2 separate regions of the Homo sapiens genome follow, and region 2 is linked to region 1. The links are chromatin contacts, found by Hi-C or POLR2A ChIA-PET in ENCODE. All regions are on one chromosome and are shown on one strand. Each heading gives the region's core, a stretch centred on a gene start or an enhancer-like site at or near the end of the contact. The rest is flanking DNA. Distances are from core to core; before and after follow the strand shown.

What was found. A loop is a pair of places that touch in the nucleus more often than their neighbours do. ChIA-PET counts read pairs that join two places held with the same protein, here RNA polymerase II (POLR2A). Pooled maps may share reads with other maps.
Region 2: a pooled map shows a loop between it and region 1 (2.2-fold over the local background). The contact joins two enhancer-like sites. A Hi-C loop is called at or near these places in 3 of 168 maps with a recorded cell type or tissue (endothelial cell of hepatic sinusoid, gastrocnemius medialis and psoas muscle) and 3 of 50 pooled maps. POLR2A ChIA-PET finds 5 or more read pairs at or near these places in 2 of 52 experiments (BJ and Caco-2).

What each region holds. Positions count from the first base shown.
Region 1 is chr2:47,235,575-47,241,125 of GRCh38, reverse strand. The region is part of intron 3 of EPCAM-DT (EPCAM divergent transcript); the gene reads left to right. LOC124907763 (a long non-coding RNA gene) reads right to left here. Exons shown (of 2, transcript XR_007086311.1): 2 at 1,121-2,393. Among named protein-coding and RNA genes, the nearest start is that of CALM2, 62 kb to the right of the region's middle. RefSeq lists an enhancer at 1,709-2,463. Within about 2 kb of position 3,505, at least 4 of the 41 ENCODE cell types and tissues checked have a DNase peak (open chromatin) inside an H3K27ac peak, as active enhancers do.
Region 2 is chr2:47,307,882-47,313,255 of GRCh38, reverse strand. The region is part of intron 3 of EPCAM-DT (EPCAM divergent transcript); the gene reads left to right. Among named protein-coding and RNA genes, the nearest start is that of BCYRN1, 25 kb to the left of the region's middle. RefSeq lists enhancers at 2,135-2,204, 3,465-3,654. Within about 2 kb of position 2,920, at least 26 of the 41 ENCODE cell types and tissues checked have a DNase peak (open chromatin) inside an H3K27ac peak, as active enhancers do.

The DNA.
Region 1 (5,551 bases), core at 2,256-4,755:
AAGGATTTATTTGGAAAAATAGACATGGGAGGAGGATCAGGGAAATTTAAAAATAAATAAATATTAAATGATAGAACCTTAGATATTAAAGCATATTTTAAAGGGCACATAAAGGGGTTCCTGGGACCCTAGGTGGGCCTCAATTCACAGGGGTCTTTGGGGGTTGCCATAAAACTCTGCTCCAGCAAGGTAAGACTCACTTAAAAAATCATACCGGTTCCTGTTGCCAGTCCTCTCCCATCACCCTGAAGGCTGGAGAGTCATGAGGCTATACTTCCCCCATGCCCACCCATGCCATTTCCATCAGTATGAGCTGAGCAGAAGGTCTTAAACAGGAAGGCAACGTGGAGCTTATATACACGTCTTGGGCTGTCCAGGCCCCTGGCATGGGATTTCTTCTTTCTATTGGTTATTACTTGGGTCCTTGTACTTTGTCTTCCTTCAGTGTCTCCATGCAAAATTCAAAGCATTAATTTAGGCTGGGCGTGGTGGCTCACACCTGTAATCCCAGCATTTTGGGAGGCCAAGGCAGGTGGATTACCTGAGGTCAGGAGATCGAGACCAGCCTGGCCAAGATGGTGAAACCCCCTCTCTACTAAAAATACAAAAAATTAGCTGGGTGTGGTGGTGGGCACCTGTAATCCCAGCTACTTGGGAGGCTAAAGCAGGAGAATCACTTGAACCCAGGAGGCAGAGGTTGCAGTGAGCCGAGATCATGCCACTGCACTCTAGCTTGGGCAACAGGAGTGAAACTCCGTCTTAAAAAAAAAAAGCATTAATTTAAAGGACAGAGAACAATTAGGGTCAAAATTTGCTTTAGAGGGAAGTTTAGTTGGTGGAAACTGAGTGTGATGTTTCTCTGGGTGTTGGTGGTGGTGGCTTGCCCTACCTCATCCCTCTCCCCAGCCCCTCTCATTCCACAGATAACTGAGAGTGGGGACTATTCCAGAAAGCAGTGGAGATCCAGCCGTGTGGATATTCTTATTCCTTCCCACAGCCTTCCCAGCAGCCCTGGACTTCATTCCCAGAAGGGGCACCTGTTTTACTTGCTTCTCTATCAATTTGCTTTGGGAAAAATGGTTTGCAATTGAGTGTTTGAAGCAAAATCCCACAACAGCAGTTTTTCCCCTTTGCAGAAACCACTCTTTATTTTGGCAAACACTGGGTACTCAAAGCAATTTGCCTTTTGTCTAAACTGAAAGCAGAGATGTTGTTGGGCCTGAGGTGGATTTCTAATCTTTCCCTGCCTCTGACTAAGGACCAGTGGCCCTTGTCCTGGATGAAGTTATCGCAGGGGTCTGGGAGAGAAAGACCAAATGTGCACATGGCATCAGCCCTGCCCCCAGGAGGAGCTGGAGTGGGGTCCTGTGTGTTGACACTCAATGGCTGAGACTTAGATCAGCCATTACTGCAGACAGAGTCGCTTCTTTTTTAACACTGTGGCAGGAACCAAAGCGCAGGTTCATGCAGCTCAAAGGCAGCAGGGGCTGGAGTTCAGGGAATCTGGTTTTTAATGGGGCCCCAGAACAGGTCTGCAGCACTGGCTTCCTGGGAGTTTGAGAGCTGGGAGCCCTCCACCCAGCACCACACCCCTCCTCCCAGCCCCCTCGCCTGCTGCATTGCACCACTGATTTAGTGAAGACATCATCCTCACCCCCTTCTCAGAGCTGCTCGCTGCTCTGTTCTGACAATTACACTAGCTGCTGCAGAGAAGTGCTCATCCCCACCGACATATGGCTTTTTAAAGTGATAAATTGCATTAGCAAATTTCTTATTAGCTCTGCTGTCAGGAGGGATCTCCTGCCATGTTAGCTTGCTGAGGCTGATGCATAACTTCCTGACCGTTAATTACCATGCCAAGGGCTAAAGGGACTCAGCAGCGGGTAGGTGGATAAGTGGAGGTCCTGTTCTCTCTTCCCCTCTCCATGGGAGGTCAGGAAGGCTTGGCTCAATGGCCCTTAAACTGTCTTTGGTCTGGTTCTGCAGTGAGCTCTAGCCTTTAGGCTCCTGATCTTCGTGGGTAGGGCACAGGATACTCAGATACCATCTGGGCTGCTTGGGGTTGGGTTTTCCCTCAGGTCCTTCAGGACTTGGCAGCTTGAATCTGCACAGCATCTCTTTTGGAGCTGGATGTTCAAGACAAACCCTGGACTGGGTCCTAGAAAGGTGCTCTAGCCTCTCTTTGGGGGTTCAAGGCCAGTGATCCTCCTCATTCCTCCTCTTCTCATGCCAAACAGCTTGAAGAGCCTCCTCCCCGAAGGTGACATCATGTCTCTTGCTTAGGTCTTTTCTTGGTGGCTCTCCAAGGAACTGCATATTCAGGATGTTCAATCCCAACTTCCATGGACTCAGGCTCTCCTTTTATACAAGAAATTGCATAAAACTCAAAGTCACTGGGGAGCAAAAATGAAAAGAGAAACATTTTAATTTCTTGTTTTACCTACTACACAAAATGAGTAACCATTTTGAGGGTCTCTGACTTCTTTGAGAATCAGACAAAAAAAATTGATCCTCATCCCCAGTAAAAATGCACATACAAATTTGTGCATTCAGTTTCAGAGTCTTTCCAGTCTCTCTGCAGCCCATTTATGAATCCACGTTTTATAGGTGCCCTTTCCAACACCCTCTGACTGCCCCCCCTCCCCCGACCCCAACCCCCACCTCAAGCAGCTGATCCCTGGGAACTGACCATATCAGCGGCCTCCTGCCACAAGAAATGAGTTAGTCTGAAGCAGCAGAACCAGCTCCCCAGGGCAACCCAGGGCACAGTTTGGGTGAAGTCCACTAGAGGCAATTGCATTATTTCTTGAGTTACATTAGACATGGTGAGACAGAAATGTGCTCAGCGTGGCAATGACTTTGTGGCCAGGTCTACATTAACTACTCATTCTGAGAAACCAGTTCTTGTGGCTGGGAGGCTCCTGTAGTAGCATTTTCTTGTCCTGGTGTGCTCCTGCTGAGAAGGGAGGTGAGGGAGGAGGAGGAGGAGACTGCAGCAGAAAAAGAAAAGATTCTGAAATGGGTGCGGGGGAGGGTATGTGTGTGTGGAGAAAGGCAGAGAGAGGGGGTGGGGACGAGAACTGAATTCTTCATTATTCAGCCTAAGGATGCTTTAGATGGAATCTGAAAAATTTGTGAGGATGAATTTGCACTCTTTAAAACACGTGGCCTCAAGTTCTGTCTCATCTTGAGCTTTGGCTAGGAGTGATGCTCTGCTCTGTAAAATCAGAAAAACACTCTCCTTTCTTGTCACTTCTAGGCTAGGGTATAAGAAATGCCCAAAGGAGGATGGAAAAGTGGAAGGAGGTTCTCTAAGTGAATGAGGTGGTCACAAAGTTATTCGCTATCACCCCAAATTGTTTCCATGACTCCCTGGCGGAAGCAAGAGAGAACTACTGCAATAAGACCAGGCCCAGCACGGGTTTTTTGGAGGGATGGAAGGCGCTGATAACCAGCCCAACACAAATTGCCTCTTTCTCTGAACTTCGGGAGCGTGTGTTGCCTTTGGCTTAGGTCCCAGCGCAGCCTCTGCACTACAGCCCAACCAGGGCCTGTCCTCATCAGCCCCCTCTCCCTCCTACCTCCAGGTTGGTGCAGTCATGAAGAAGCTGGGCTCTTGCTGCAATCCTAGCCTAGCATTTCCCTGCCACGTTTCCCAAGTGTCCTTCCAGGACTGACCTGCTTGCCATCCCCTGTAGGCTCCAGCCCATTTGCTCCAGTCCTGATGTTTGGCTCATTTTTTTTTTTTTTAATACAGACAAGGTCTCATTTTGTTGCCCATGCTGGTCTCGAACTCCTGGGCTCAAGCAATTCTCTTGTGCCGGCCTCCCAACATGCTGGGATTATAGGCGTGGGCCACTGTTCCCGGCCCCAGCTCATTTTTGAGGAGGGGAGTACTTGGACTTTCTAGGTCTCTGCCTCAGCCCTTTTTGTTTCTCCAGCTCCCATGGTCCAGAGGCTGGGGCATGAGAAACCACCTTGCCAGCACCCGACCTACTCCTACTTCATTCTCAGGACAAACAGCAATCTAGCCACTGATGGGGAAAATAGCAGAGATGTTAAAAGGGCTCAAGATTCTGTGACTCAGATGACTTGTGCTGACTTAGTTTTTCTGAGGACTCATCAGGTCAGGGTTTAGCTATGTCTTCTCCCTGCCCATGGAGGACTGTCCTAGAGATAGATGGCCCTGCAACAGAGGGGTTGGTTCAGAGAAAGAGGGACCCTGTTGGCTGCCAAGAGGATGAAATTCTGCAATGGCTCATGGGTGAAGGGAAAGGAATCTGTCCCTAAAAATGTTCTCTAAACATCTGCCATCTGTCCTGTGTGGCCTTGGCATTTCCTCCTTGCCAGCTCTGGGACCTGGGACTACTCCCTCTGGCTGCCCCATGCTGTGCCTCTCACTGCTTATTCCCTCTGGAATCAGCTCAGGCTTTGTCTGATGTCCAGGGCTCTTTGCCTGGCTGTTGAGGAAGAGCAGCCTCTGTGGCCCAGGAATGTCATCGCATGGGACATTGTTCTCTAAGAACTTAACTTACTTTCAGGAAAGGGTTTGAAATGGGAGAAATTGACTATCTCCCCCAACTCCCTGTCCTGAGACCCCTATATCCTTACCAACTGTAGCTCCATGGAGAGGAGAGGAAACAAGAATTCACAGAAGTAAATGACCATCACAGCCCCCAAAAACACAGCCAAGGCCTAATTCCAAAGCCCTTCTCTGCTCACTGTATTAGGCTTCCTCCAGCAGTCCTGAGTCCTCTCTCAGCGGGGCGATCCTTCTCACCCCTGGAGATATTGTTCAGAAGCACATACGTGCCTGATGGGGTCAGGGCTTTCTCTTTGAGGAAAAAGGTTTAAGTTGGTATGGGAGGATGCAGAAAGCTCTCTGAGTTCCAACACTCCGGCCCAGAAAGTACCCTATCCTGCTGTTCACAGGGTGATCACCCCAATATTACCATTTCTGCCTAGATGGGAGGCAGGAGAACCATCTCTTCTGTAAAGCAAGAACTCTGAAAATGCCCTGACACCAAGTTCCCCCAGTATTTCTCCCAAACCCCAGGAAAGAAAACTGTGGTGCCCACCTCAGCCTCCCAAAGTGCTAGGATTACAGGCGTGAGCCACTGTGCCTGGCCTTGAGCTGAGTATTGAACAATAAAATTCCAACTTCACCTTGGCCTGTAAGTCTTCCTGTCCTCCTTCACTCCCTGCCCAGCCCATTCTGCTCTGAACAAACTCAATCTCATGTTTCTCCAGCCCACTCAACTGGTTCCTGCCTCAGGTCTTTGCAAGTGCCTGCGCCTCCTTCTGAAATGCCCTTCCTCATATCTGCTCATGTCTGGCCCATCACCTTTCAGGTCCCAGGTCAAATGTCATCTCTTCCAAGAGGGCTTTCCCTTTTGTCCCTACTCAAGCAGCTTCACCTCCCCCATCGCTGTCTGTCCCATTTCTATATTTTTGTTTTGTCAGAGCACCTATGACTACGGGAAATTATCTTTTATTTATGTATTTGCTTACTAGACGACTGTGTCTCTCCACTGTTCCCTCCTCCATTGCT
Region 2 (5,374 bases), core at 1,671-4,170, 73 kb before region 1:
GAATGAGTCATGCAGGTGTCTGGGGAAACATGCATCGAGCTTCCTAGGAAGCACAGCCTCCACGGGTAGGAGTCGGGGGCCCAACCCTGGTAAAAATCCAGTGGAAAGCCACAGGAGGAACAAGCACCTGGGTTGGGTTTTTCACCTTGCAAAGGAATATACAAAATGTTCCCCCTTGTGTGTGTTTATAAATGAAAACTGAGGATCATGATAAACTACATTCAGTAAAGAACAAGACACGTGATTTCAAAATCTGTACCAAACTTCATCTCCTTTCTTCTAAGAGATTATTTGTATAAATTATAGATCATAGCATAGAATGGTACTTTGGTAACCATCTGGTGTTCATGTTTTGAACTTGCCAGATGATTAGAATCCACCAGGATGCTAGGTTTAAAGATACAGATTCCAGCTCCCTGTCCCCACCCCTGATTTAGGGAAGGGGCCTGTGACTTTGTATATTTAACAAACACTCAAGGTTATTCTGTTACAGGAAAGTCTGGGAGACACAGATAGGTTTCAAAATGAGGAAATAGAGGCCCAGATAGAGGGAATGTCTTGCTCAAGGTGGAACTGGTCAGTCAGGCAGAACTGGGAATAACATCTAGATTTCCCAACTCTGTTAGGCCAATGAAAGTTTTTTGCACAGCACAAAGATCACTTATGAAATTTAAGTTCAAGATACAACAAGACACAAAACATAAAAGCAGATGCCAGGCCAGACATCTATTAGGAGCACCAGATGTACCTGGGACGAACTGGTTACTGTGACTGATCACTAAACTCAGCAACCAAGGGCTCTGGCAGCCAAGTCTGCAGCAGAAATGGGTTGGGTTATTCCATTCCATTCATGGGGTCCAATAAAGTGATGCATAATAATTTCATTTGATAAGAAAAGTTTTTTCCTTTAACAAATTTTAAAATCTTCCAAACCCTCAGCTTCCTATTATGATAATTACAAGAGAATACGAAAAATAAGGATGGAAAAAAAATGGTAAAAGGAGAGATCTATCCTGTCCCAGTGAGAATGATTTCTTCAGTATAATTTATCTCCTGTGGGTAGTCTGGAGTCTCCACCCTCTCATAGGCCCTCAATGACTATGTGTTTGAAGGGCCTTCAGGATAGACTTCTTGAAAACAGATCTTTCTCTGATAGTGCCTAACATTCTTCACAGTGTGGGCCATGAGGCCTGAAAAGGACAAGCACGGTGAGACCCATGGCGAGTTGTAGGACCCTCTGGGCCTTTGTGGCCCACCTGGGAAGGGGAATGTATTAGTCTGTTCTCATGCTGCTAATAAAGACATGCCCATACTGGGTAATTTATAAAAAAAAGAAGTTTAATAGACTCATAGTTCCACATGGCTGGAGGCCTCACAATCATGGAGGAAGGCGAGGAGCAAAGGCACGTCTTACATGGCAGCAGGCAAGAGGGAATGAGAGCCAAGCGAAAACGGTTTCCCCTTATAAAACCATCAGATCTCATGAGACTTATTCACTACCATGAGAGCAATATGGGGGAAACTGCCCCCATGATTCAATTATCTCCCACCGGGTCCCTCCCACAACACGTGGGAATTATGGAAGCTACAATTCAAGATGAGATTTGGGTAGGGACACAGCCAAACCATATCAGGGAATAATAAAGCCATAACCTCCTGAAGGGGGTGGGTGTGATGCCCTCCTGAGCCCCTGCAGCTAGAGCATCTGTGACGCACTGCCCAGCTAGTCTGGGCAGGAGCAATGTGTTGGAGTTTGTGCACATGTGTGTGTGCTGGGCGTGCGATGAGCACCCTGCCACACATGTGGGAGCTCAGATGCCACACTCTTCCAGAGCTGTGCCACAGTTTGACTGATCTGTGACTGCAACCGCTCCAGCAAAGCTGGACTCTTGGGGAAAGAATTTTCTCTTCCCAAGCTTGCTGTGTGGGCCCGTGGGGAGACACACAATTGCCTTTGTCATTTGTTCTTCCTGTGTGGGGACAAAAGCCCTTTCACTTGCTGTGGAATGTACAAGAAGTTCTGTGCCGAAGGGCTGCCAGGCGCTGGCCTGGAATCCGACAAACAAGGAGGAGTTGGGGAGATGGCCGTTTCAGCCTGAGGCCCCCCACCTCCTGGTCCTGCCATGCATCTGTGTGGTCGGGGACTGCCAAGAGGGTCCCCACCGTCTGCTTCTTCACCACTGTGTGCACCTGCATCACTGCCACAACCCTGTCTTAATCATGGCCTGAGACACTGCAGCCTGCCACAGGCGGGCACTGTGCCAGGCATGGGTTTTGTCAACTCATTCAACCCTCCCAACGAATGCTGTTATTCCCACTTTGCAGCAGAGGGAACTGACCTTCAGAAGGGAGGGTCTGGGAGGACAGTGCTGAGACTGAAACAGAGGGGCTGGGACATGGTAGGAGGAACAGGACACCACAACCCCTCACCCTGCACTCACAGCTCTAGGGCAGAATGGAGCCTCAACCCTGGGTGTTTATGCTGTGAGCTGAAGTTTAAGCAAAACAAAAATAGAGAACTTAGGTGGGGTTGGGGTGGGGGTAGAACCCGCCAACACGAAACGTCATCGTGGTACAAGTGGCCTTTTCTCATTGCTATTTACATCCCCGGGTGTTTCTATCAGCCCAGAGCCAGAGACTCACCACAGAGCAACCTGTTGCCAGAATGCTGTGGGGGCTGCGCTATTTTAGGAGCAAAGTTTTCCCAGGTGGCTATATTGTCTGCATTTTTCTCACCAGGGTAGGACAATTCATAGAGCCACTAAAGCCAACCACAGTGTTGAACTCTGCTCTAATTTTAAAATGTAAATGAGCAAGCACCAATGGGAAGTGGCCAGGAGCAGACCAGGGCAATCAGCTCCCAGGGGAGCCCCAAGCGTCAACTCCCAGGTAGGGGGTAAGGGTGAGGCCTGCTGGGTGGGGAGTGGACTAATACAGAGGGCTGGGAAAGAAATGTGTGTGTCTAAAAGCAATTTGCATTAGGCCTTTCAGAGCCCAAGTCTGTGGGTTGGCTTGCACAATCTTGCAATCTTACAAGCAAGAGAGGAAGAAAGGAGAGAGGGGAGCCAGGGGAGAAGGGTGTGGGGATCAGACAGGCTTTTGTATGTGATCTTGTTTAAGCAAGACTCTTATCAAAGAGTAATCCTAAACTTTGCGCTTTCTTATCACCCAGCTCCCTGGGGAATGGGTAGGTGACTTTTGAGTTCCACAAGGGAGGATTAATTGCCTGTTAGAGATCAGAGCTCCAAGTAAGCAGATAAGGTTGATAGAGGTGGGTGGGGTGTGGTGGTTTACTTATGTCCCGTGGAGATGTTCTTTGCTCTTATTATCTAGATTCACGTTTTCTGTGCACAAGCCGAACACTGAGGGCTGAGGAGAAAGCTGCCGTCTAGTGAACAGAGCAGCATTGGAGGGTGTGCCTGCTCTGTGCCCCATGCTGCAGATGCTGAGCAGGGGTTGGGATATCAAAGAATGAAGGAATGAGCCATGCTGCACTGTTCAAGAAGGTCCAGTTCTGTGGTGGTTGTGTGAATACAGGACATTCTTTTCTTTCTTTTTTCTTTTTTTTAGACTGGGTCTCATTCTGTCACCCAGGCTAGAGCGCAGTGGCAAGATCCTCAGGCTTCCATAACAACTGTGAAAGTACTGACTGAGTAGTTAAGTTAAATATTAAAAGCTGAAAGGGCCAGTGCCCTTATACAAAGACTGGAATGTAACAAAAGCCCACCAAGAGTTTTGCCTAGGCCTTTCCTGGGCCTTAAAGCGTGACAAAATAATGGAGGAATTCTTAACAGGATCCATTTAGGATTAAACAAATTTTATTGGGGGTCTGAAGAGACTCCCCAGGCCTCCACAGACAAGTTTATTGGGGTCCTGAAGGAACTCCCCAAACGTCTGTGATTTAGCAGGAGACAAGAGTAATCAGCTGGGCACAGTGGCTCATGCCTGTAATCCCAGCACTTTGGGAGGCTGAGGCGGGTGGATCATCTGGGTGGATCACCTGAGGTCAGGAGTTTGAGACCAGCCTGGCCAACATGGTGAAACCCCGTCTCTACTAAAAATACAAAAACTAACTGGGCGTGCTGGTGCACACCTGTAGTCCCAGCTACTCGGCAGGCTGAGGTGGGAGGATCACCTAAGCCTGGAAGGTCAAGACTGCAGTGAGCTGTGATCGTGCCACTGCACTCCAACCTGAGTGACAGCAAGACACGGTCTCCAAAAATAAAAAATGAAAAAAAAAATTTAAAAAGTTTAGTGAGGAAAGAGTGTAACAATTGTTGTGTATCAGTTCTCCACATGTCTCCAAAATTTGGCTCCAGAATTCTGACTTTCAGTTGAGGCTAGAAGGTGGCAGGATAAGCCGGGCATGGTGGCTCACACCTGTAATCCCAGCACTTTGGGAGGCCGAGGTGGGTGGATCATGAGGTCACGAGTTCGAGACCAGCCCGGCCAAGATGGTGAAACACCGTCTCTACTAAAAACACAAAAATTAGCTCGGCATGGTGGCATGTGCCTGTAATCTCAGCTACTCAGGAGGCTGAGGCAGGAGAATCGCTTGAACCCGGGAGGCGGAGGTTGCAGTGAGCCGAGATCGTGCCATTGCACTCCAGCCTGGGTGACAGAGCGAGACTCCATCTCAAAAAAAAAAAAAAAAAAAAAAAAAGAGAAGGTGGCAGGGTATAGCCTTATGTCCTTGTGGGGTCACTTTGAGGGATTGAGGGAGGAAGTCTTTGCCCATGAGAGTAAAGGGAGAAGCTTCCGGGAGAAGCTCATGAGTCAGGAGCTGGTGGAGGGGCTGGGATCCACAGGCCTCTGAAAAACACCTTGTACACGAAGGAAATATATCAAGCTGTTTTAAAAGATTATCTCAATTTCGTAATTATGGATTATTTTATTTTCTTCCTGTGCTTTTCAGGATTTTCTTAATCTTCTACAGTGAAAAATAACCAGAAGAAACTTTTTTTTTTTTTTTTTTTTAAGAAAAGAGCAGCACTTTTTGGAGTAAGAGGAAAGCAGTACTGAGTTCACAACTGCTACTAGAAGGAAGCTGGTCAGGGAGGGGACTCAGACAAGGTGCTGCAAGTCCCAGTCTTAATGTAAAGCAAATCTTAATGGAGAGAGGTTCTCTTTGTGGAGGCCAGGGAAGCTCCATCAAGCAGCCTGTGTAGGCAGTCCTGACTGTTGAATACTGATGTAGTGTGGAAATTAAGAGGATTCAGGAGTCATACAGAACTGGGTTCAAATTCTCACTGTACGGCCGGGCGTGGTGGCTCATGCCTGTAATCCAAGCACTTTGGGAGGTCCTGGTGGGCAGATCACTTGAGGTCAGGAGTTCAAAACCAGCCTGGCCAACATGGTAAAACACCGTCTCTAC